Regions from separate parts of the Homo sapiens genome. Here region 2 is linked to region 1. Evidence: read pairs that join two places in POLR2A ChIA-PET (ENCODE). Cell type or tissue: PC-3. All regions are shown on one strand. Links, peaks and the distances in the headings refer to the core of each region. The heading gives the core; the rest is flanking DNA.

Region 1 (4,404 bases), core at 172-4,171:
CAGTTTCAGATAATGGGCATATCATAAGACCAGTTACACTTCTTTTCTGTAAAAGGTTCTCTGGTTGGAGGTAATGTTAGGTGGGATATCATGATAAGGCATAAATGTAAGTCAAAAAGTGGTAATGCTCTCTGAAGTCCTCCAGGCAAGAAAGAAAAACCTGTTCCTGAAATTTGAGAATATTCCTAAGAAAATAAAGCACTCCTTTAGCCATGAAGGAAGAGATCAAATGTAATCAACTGGCTACCAGGTAGACAGATGAAGCCTCCAGGAATTGCTCCCATATCAATACTTGACTTTAGGCTCTCTTGGCAGGTGGGAACTCAACAGTGGCAGTCACAACAGGAGCCTGGGCAAGACCATGTTGTTGAGTGTATAAGGCTTATTTTCTGATTAAGATGCAGTCTTCTAAGACCAAAGAGATTCAGAGAAAAAGGTCGAGAACTATGCGCCAAGTCTGGCTTAATTTAGGCTTTAAAAATATCCAACCTCTCTTCTAAAATACAGTACCCAGATACCTCAAAGTTTTCCAAGAAAGGGGATAATGGATTCCTAATTCAAGTAAAGGCAGGGAAATATGTGACGATTCAATTCATCAGGCCCCTACCCATGTGGAGGATCTCTTCCTCTTGCAAATTTTGGAGGTTATAGGTTTTTTATTAAAAGACAAGTTGGGTAGAAGATATTGCATATTGGATGAGTTGCAATCCCCCAACCTCTCTTTCAGCATTGTTTCTATTCTACAGGCTCTCTATATACAAATTGTGGTCCACATATCAAGAGTATTGTTATCACCTGTGATCTTGTTGGCATTGTTCTACAGACCTAATAATCAGAATCTGCAGTATAACATGATCCCCAGGTGATTTAGATACATACTAAATTTTGAGAAGTACTGCTACAGACTTCTTTTCCCAGTATCCTGTCATAGAGTTTGTTGCACGACCTATGTTCTGCCAAGCAGATACACCTGCATGTGTGCAAGACTTGGAGAAATAAACTGAACAATTTCACATAGCAGTAGTTTTCAAACTTTAGCCTGTATCAGAAACACACATCATTAGGCCTCATGCCCAGAGTATCTGATTACATAGGTCTGGAGCACGGTAAGAGAATTTGCATTTCTAACAAGTTACCAGGTGATGCTGATACTGCTAGTTCAGGGACCACACTTTGAAAACTGCTCTCAAACAGCATCGTGGCAGGGGTGTTTGGTTCTTCTGAGGCCAATAGCAGTGACAACACTTGCCCAATGCAACATCCTTCTGATTGTGGCAGAAGCACTGGGGTTCTGAGGCCAATGGCAGCAGCAGCTTCCTTAGCAAGCCAGTTTTTCAGTGTGGTTCTGGGCATCGTTCCCAGAAGCTCAGCCTAGAGTCTGTACTTTTAACTTTCCCAATAATTTTGTGAACTATCATAAATCCCTTTCCAACTAAACTTGTTAGGTCAGATTCTGTTGCCTACAACTAAGAACCTGGCCAATGTTTCTCATACATATACTTAGCAAAGAGGTCTTAGAGATTATTTTTATTGTTGAGCCCACTTCACCTTGAAAGGCCAGCAGACAAAAGGGACAAGACTTAGCTAAAGCCTTAGTCAAAAATAAAGAGTATATTTAAATAGTGTCTCCTGCGTCATATATTTTAGGAACCCAATCACAGTAGCAGGTGACTGGAGTCTGACTGCAGCACAGGTGAAGAATTCTCAGCATCTAGCATTGTCCAGAGGACCTAACCTCAATTCCTGAGGCATGACTAACATCTGCATTATGTAAAGCTTAATATAGTGATTAAAAAGATCACATTTTAGGCTGGGCACGGTGACTAATGACTCTAATCCCAGCACTTTGGGAGGCTGAGGCGGGTAGATCACCTGAGCCTAGCTAGGAGTTTGAGACCAGCCTGACCAACATGGTGAAACACTGTCTCTACTAAAAAATACGAAAAAAAAAATTAGATGGACATGGTGGTGCTCACCAGTAATCCCAGCTACTTGATGCTGAGGCACAAGAAGAATCACTTAAACCCGGGAGGCGGAGGTTGCAGTGAGCCAACATCACACCACTGCACTCCAGCCTGGGCAACAGAGCAACACCCTGTCTCAGGAAAAAAATGAAAGAAAGAAAAATCACATTTTATTTATTTTATTTATTTAGAGACAGAGTCTCGCTCTGTTGGCCAGGCTAGAGTGTAGTGGCATGATCTCGGCTCACTGCAACCTCTGTCTCCCAGGCTCAAGCAATTCTCCTGCCTCAGCCTCCTGAGTAGCTGGGATTACAGGTGTGTGCCACCACACCCGGGTAATTTTTGTATTTTTAGTAGAGGCAGGGTTTCACCATGTTGGCCAGGCTGGTCTCGAACTCCTGACCTCGGGCAATCTGCCTGCCTTGGCCTCCCAAAGTGCTGGGATTACAGGCGTGAGCCACCGCACCCGGCCATAAAAGATCACATTTTAAATATCCATTGAGAAGAAATCTCTGTTGGGTATCCAAACCATATCATGAATTAGCAATGAAAGGCTTGACTTTTGATCATGCATAAACATATATTTAAAATAATCTTTCACAGCTAATGAGGCTAATTATATGTACTAACTAATCTTCCTCTGAAAAGCAGGGCTTGCAACTGAATTATGACACCACTGTTGAGTTCTGGCTTTCCAAATACTACCACACAACTGTTGATTAGGCAAAGCTGAGTTCATTGCTTACAACATAAGGCAGGATGCCCCTCCCCTACAAAAGTGCCTTGGCAGTGTCCCAATTTATTGGGAATTGGAAGTTTGGGTTAAGGTAGGTCTTTCAATTTGGAGGTTGTGGACAGTAGTACAAGCAAGATGGGGTTGGTTAGGATTTGGTGAAGATCATGAAACAGCAAGGCAAGGATTTTTGAGATTAAGAATTCAAAGAATTTGAGGATGCAAACTGTATGTTGATGTTTTCCATGAAAAGTTAAACCCAATAGCCTGGGCAAGAGTTTCATAGAAAAAGTAAGTTATGTTAATGCAGACAGTAAGTTATGAGGAGTAAATGGTCTTAGTTTTCAGTGTCTAAGCTTTGTGGAGCATCAGGCCACTGATTTTGGTTCTTATATACTACCAGAAAGTGAAATCCTTCAGGAAGGAACCTTCTACTACAAGTGCCTAGTAAGCACCTGGTACTCAATAAATGTTTGTCAGCTGCCCCACTGGATGGATTGATGGATGGATGGGCGGGTGGATGGATGAATGAATGGATGGATGGATGGGTGGATGTATGAATTCATAATGGTTTTATCTGCAGAATCACAGAAGGATCCAGTCAGAATCGGGGGCTATCCAATATTTTCTCATATGGCAAAGAATTTTGTAGTTATAATACAAAGCCAACAGGAAAGGAGGTTTCTGGTGGGTCATAGGGAGAGTAAGTTGCTACAGTATAAATTATAAAATTTCAGTCTGAAAAGGAGATGGGGCTCCTTCTGTAAAAAATCAGTTTAGAGTGTTCTTAAATGCCAGACATGCAGACAACAAAAGCGTTTGACAGGATTATGATCTCAGAGTCAGCGTAGGGTAGATCAATATGGGGGAGTGAATGCCATCTCCAAAAACACTACATCTTGGCGTATGTTTATGATTTACATTAGCCCCAAGAGAAATCAGAGGGGAAGAAGTCTTCAATTTGACTGTATTTAAAATCAACATCACTGAGAAACCACTAAAACTGTAAGTAGCTAAATGAAGTTTTCTGCTTCAGACTGAAAAGGGGGCTCAAGATGAAAATTGTCTAGTTAACAGCTGAATTCTACCAGAGGTACAAAGAGGAGCTGTTGCCATTTTTTTCTGAAACTATTCCAAACAATTGAAAAGGAGAGACTCCTCCCTAACTCATTCTTGGAGGCCAGCATCATCCTGATACCACAACCTGGAAGAGACGTAACAAAAAAAAAGAACACTTCAGGCCAATATCCCTGATAAACAATGATGCAAAAATTCTCTGCAGCACACCAGCATGGCACATGTATACATATGTAACTAACCTGCACAATGTGCACACGTACCCTAAAACTTAAAGTATAATAATAAAAGAAAAAAAAATTCTCAATAAAATACTGGCAAGCCAAATCCAGCAGCACATTAAAAAGCTTATCCACCACGATCAAGTCGGCTTCATCCCTGGGATGCCAGGCTGGTTCAACATACACAAATCAATAAACGTAATCCATCACATAAACAGAACCAATGACAAAAACTACATGATGCATCTATTGACAAATGATGCAGAAAAGGCCTTCAAAAAAATTCAACATCGCTTCATGTTAAAAACTCTCAATAAACTAGGTATTTATGGAACATATCTCAAAGTAATAAGAGCTATTTATGACAAACCCATAGCCGAAATCATACTGAATGGGCAAAAAGTGGAAA
Region 2 (4,404 bases), core at 175-4,174, 610 kb before region 1:
CTGGATATTTATCATATGCTAGGCACCTTTTTAAGAGCTTAAACAAATTAACACTTTCAACATGTACAGTAATTCTATTTTGTAGGTATTATTTTTCTTATGTATAAATGGGAAAAAAAATGAGGTGTTGAAGGATTTTAAAACTTGTCCGAAGTCATCAAGCTGGTAATTGATAGTCGATATTCCAATTTAGGTAATGTAACTACAGAGATGAAGCAGAACAAATCTCATTGTAGATTTGTTGGCGATGAGGTTTGAGTTCCTAAAACTGAGATGTTTGGGTATAAGGTAATAGGCATTAACGAAAATACCATTGATCCTTGGATAAGAGAACTTGGCTTTACAATGTTCACAAAGCCAGGGAAGTTGTTACATGGGCATCTATAGAACCTTATTCATCCACTTATGATATAGGTAAAATTATTTCCATTACTATTTTACAGATAAAGGAAGTGAAATCTATGTTACATGAATGGATAAATTAAGTTCTGAGAGATTCCTAAACTTACCAAAGCTCTCAAGGCTGGAAAGGGGCAGGGATGAGATTCAAACCCAAATTATAACTCCAAGTCCAGGTCTCATCTGGCTGTAACAGAACTGCCATGAGTGGGTAAAGCAAAGACACTAGGGTGTTTTAATTTCGTAGGACAATTTCTTCATTTATTCTTTCACCAAGTATTTATTAAATAGCTCCCATGTTCAATCACCATTCTAAATGCTTTGATATATAAGATCTGGTCTCTGTTCTCCACCACTTCATAATACAACTTAGGAAAAAGGTATATATATAAATACCTGTGATATAAGGCAGCATATGACAAATCCCATGTGGGTATGACCTAATTGTGAGGGAGCAGAGTATCTTGCATAAAGCGAATGTGGCAGAAAACCCTTGTACAATCTTGCTTCAGCCCACCCAAGGTCTCTCAGCCATTTTCTATGTCAGCATTACCTTCACTTGTGAACATTTAGACTTCTTATACTTTTGCTAAAAGAATGCTATACAGCAAGACCTGGACTGTTGTAATCCTATAATAATTAGTCTAACACAAATGGAAGATAGAACAAAAGCACAATATGTTCTAAAGTTTTTAAAATTATACACTGACAAATTATAGTTATACAGTATAGCTAATAATTGAGTACTGTACATCTCCATATCACTAAGAAAGTAAATCTCAGATGCTCTCACAGCAAAAAACGTCAAATGTTTGAAGTGATGCATAGGTTAGTTAGCTTAATCTAATCCTTCCACACTGTATTAAAAGATCATAATGGCAGTTTGTGCCTGTATTCATCCTACTGTGCAACAGACCTCAGAAAAAATCAAACTTATTTCTCCTAACTGAGGCTTTGCAGTCTTTCATGATTATCTCCCCATTTCTTCCACCCCTACCTCCCGCCTCTGTTAAACACCACTTTACTCTCTGGTTCTATGAGTTCAATTGTTTTAGATTCCACATGTAAGTGAGGCAATGTGGTGTTTATCTTGCTGTGTTTGGCTTATTTGGTTTAGCCTGATGTTCAGTTTCATCCGTGTTGTCACAAATGACAACATGGCTTTTTAAGGCTGACTAGTATTCTATTGTGTATATATACCACAAGTTTTTAATCCATTCATCCACTGATGGGCACTTAGGTTGATTCCATAACTTGGCTGTTGTGAATGGTGTTACAATTAACATGGGTGTGCAGACACCTCTTTGACTACATCTGATAAGGGATTAGAGATTAATATGCGAATGACATAAGGGACTGAAGCAACTCTATAGAAAGAAAACAAATAATTCAATTAAGAAATGGGCAAAGGAGCTGAAGAGACATTTCTCAAAAGAAGACATATGAATGGCTAACAGATAAGTGAAAAAATGTTCTATAGTTTATTTACTTTCATGAGAGTTTTGCTATTTGGTAATCTTCCTATTAGTAACTCACAGAAAATTTTACTCCAGGCCCCAAGTGAGGTAAGAAAAGTTGCAATCAGATGTTGTGCTTATCAGTCATCTTGGATATCAAACTGGAAACAGGTTGCTGAGTGAAAGGCATATTGAGAATAGGAACCAACCAGTTTTGTTGAGACTTTTAAAACTGCTCAGAGAGAAATAACTATCAGAAGGGTGAAATCATAGAATGGGCAATATCTGATTATAACTGTAGGTTAACTTGAGTTAAAATTAGGAATTTGTTAAGCCCTTGTTAATGATCTCTATGTCTTGACACTCTAAAGTGTTTTCTTACTGTCTTCTACTAAGAGCTATTGGAATAATGTGAGGCCTGAAGAGTTCCTGTCTTCACACCACCCCATCCCTCAATCCCTAAAACATCTAGTGAAGGTGGAATTGGGAAAAGGTGATGTTTTCATAAATCCTAAAGAAAGAATAAGATTTTGATAGACAGGAGGCAGTAAGGTGGAGTGAACAAAGATATGAAGGTTTCAAAGCTCATTGTTTCGGGGAATGTCCATTACATCATATTGAGGCTTTGTTTTATTTGCTTGCTTGAAGAAAATATGTGAGTCATAAGTCAGGAAATGTAGGGTATAGCCAGAATGTGGAATATGAGAAACTAGAAAAGGGATTTTGAAAAGGTATCTATAGGCAATGGTTAGTAACTCAACAAGAGTATCACATGATGTCAGATATATTTTTCCAATAGAATCTGGAAAATTAACTTGGTATGAAGTTATTGCAGAAGGTATGCCATCAGAGGCAGTGAAATTTGTTAAAATCAATTGTCTAAGCCTGGACTAAGAAGTTAATAACTGAGAACAAGGGAAAACTTTATGGATAAAAATGATGGATGCATGATCTGTGGAAAACAAAAAGAAATTAACAGGATTGAGAACTCTTCCTGAAAGGGTGAGGTAAAGAAAAAGGGGCAAAAGGGTTTAAGCCAAGGATGAACTACAGGAAGTAATGTAAAATTAACAGATATTGTAATGTCAGAAGTAAAAGCAAGGTTTGAAGGAAAAATGAATAGGGATAGAGTAATATTTCTTGATCTAGAGATGCTGTTTGGACTTTTATTTGGAAATGTTCTTTAGGAATTTGGAATTTCAGATCTGGAATGCAGAAGAGAGATCATGGATTACAGTGTGTGACTCCTTTAAGGGAAAGACAATAGAAGGATCCAGGTAAAACAAAACAAAACAAAACAAAAAAAACTAGAGAAGGTAAAAAGAGCCAGAAAAGATATATGAAGTTCAGAGAGGTAGGAAGATAATTAAAATAATACCAGCAGGAAAGCTTTCTGATTCAACTCATTAAAATGGCATTACTTCAGGCAATATTTTAATTAGCTCCTCATGTTCAGAATTTAAAATTTTCTCTAAAACTGTCTATTATCTTTTACTAAAATCTACAAGTAAATACATCAGTTTAAAAAATATAAAAATTGAAAAAAAGTGGATTTTAGTGATAATTTTTGCCAAAATTAGTTTCCTTAAGATTCTAGCTTTTCTGGAGCCAAAAGTGATTTGCATGTTACAATAAAAACATCTATGGCTGGGTGCAGTGGCTCATGCCTGAAATCCCAGCACTTTGGGAGGCTGAGGCAGGAGGATCACTTGAGCCCATGAGTTTGAGACCAGCCTAAGCAACATAAGGAGACCCTATTCCTATAAATAATTTTTTAAAAAAATAGCTGGGCATGGTTGCACATGCCTGTGTTCCCAGTTATTCTGGAGGCTGAGGTGGGAGGATTGCCTGAGCCTGGAAGGTAGAGGCTGCAATGAGCCACGATTGCACCACTGCACTCCAGCCTGGGTGACAGAATAAGACCCTTTCTCAAAAATAAATAAATAAATAAAGAGAAAGAAAAAGAAAAAGAAATCTATGCATTCTATCAAGGGAGAAAATTAACTTTTTTTAAAAAAAGACAGTGATTCTAAGCTACAATTCTAATTTTAGAACAATATTTCTCTTTTGCCTAATTTATATTTTCTCTAAAACAAAAATCTGGGGGAAACTTAGAGCAAAATTTTTCAAATCACCTTCTTGTATTCTAGAAAAGTAAAGATATTTTAAAGGCCATGTTGTCTCTCAGAGTTACTGAAACATTTTACCAAATATAGAATATTCTTAAGTACTGTGGACATGGTACCAGACACATCACAGATATTATTTTATAACTTAAAATAGCATGTAAATACAATATTTTAAGATTAATTCTCGCCTAAGCATCATCTGTCCATTCACTCATTCATTTGAAAATATTGATTGCACACTTGGGATGTATCAGTGACGAAAATAGACAAAAATTCCTGCCCTCTCATTAGACATGGTTGCTGTACAAGACAATGAGGTTGAACCCAAACTATAACTTGACCCTTTGAAATATGGAACATTTGCTGTTAAATTTATCAGTGCATTTATGCTCTGTGTGTGTAAAAATATTTTTTTTCCT

The links. ChIA-PET counts read pairs that join two places held together with the same protein. Peaks named below come from ENCODE experiments on the same cell type or tissue, not always from the same donor. Only the 100,000 strongest peaks of a DNase experiment are listed, where the experiment ranks them.
Region 2: POLR2A ChIA-PET joins it to region 1 with 12 read pairs; 1 of 35 experiments calls an interaction of 5 or more read pairs at or near these places.

What each region holds. Positions count from the first base shown.
Region 1 is chr2:147,277,368-147,281,771 of GRCh38, forward strand. No RefSeq gene overlaps it. Among named protein-coding and RNA genes, the nearest start is that of LINC01911, 440 kb to the left of the region's middle. In PC-3, for the core only: no CTCF peak of the experiment used is centred there; DNase peaks (open chromatin) are centred at 1,354 and 1,724; H3K27ac peaks cover 1,372 bases.
Region 2 is chr2:146,664,044-146,668,447 of GRCh38, forward strand. No RefSeq gene overlaps it. Among named protein-coding and RNA genes, the nearest start is that of LINC01911, 170 kb to the right of the region's middle. In PC-3, for the core only: no CTCF peak of the experiment used is centred there; a DNase peak (open chromatin) is centred at 2,498.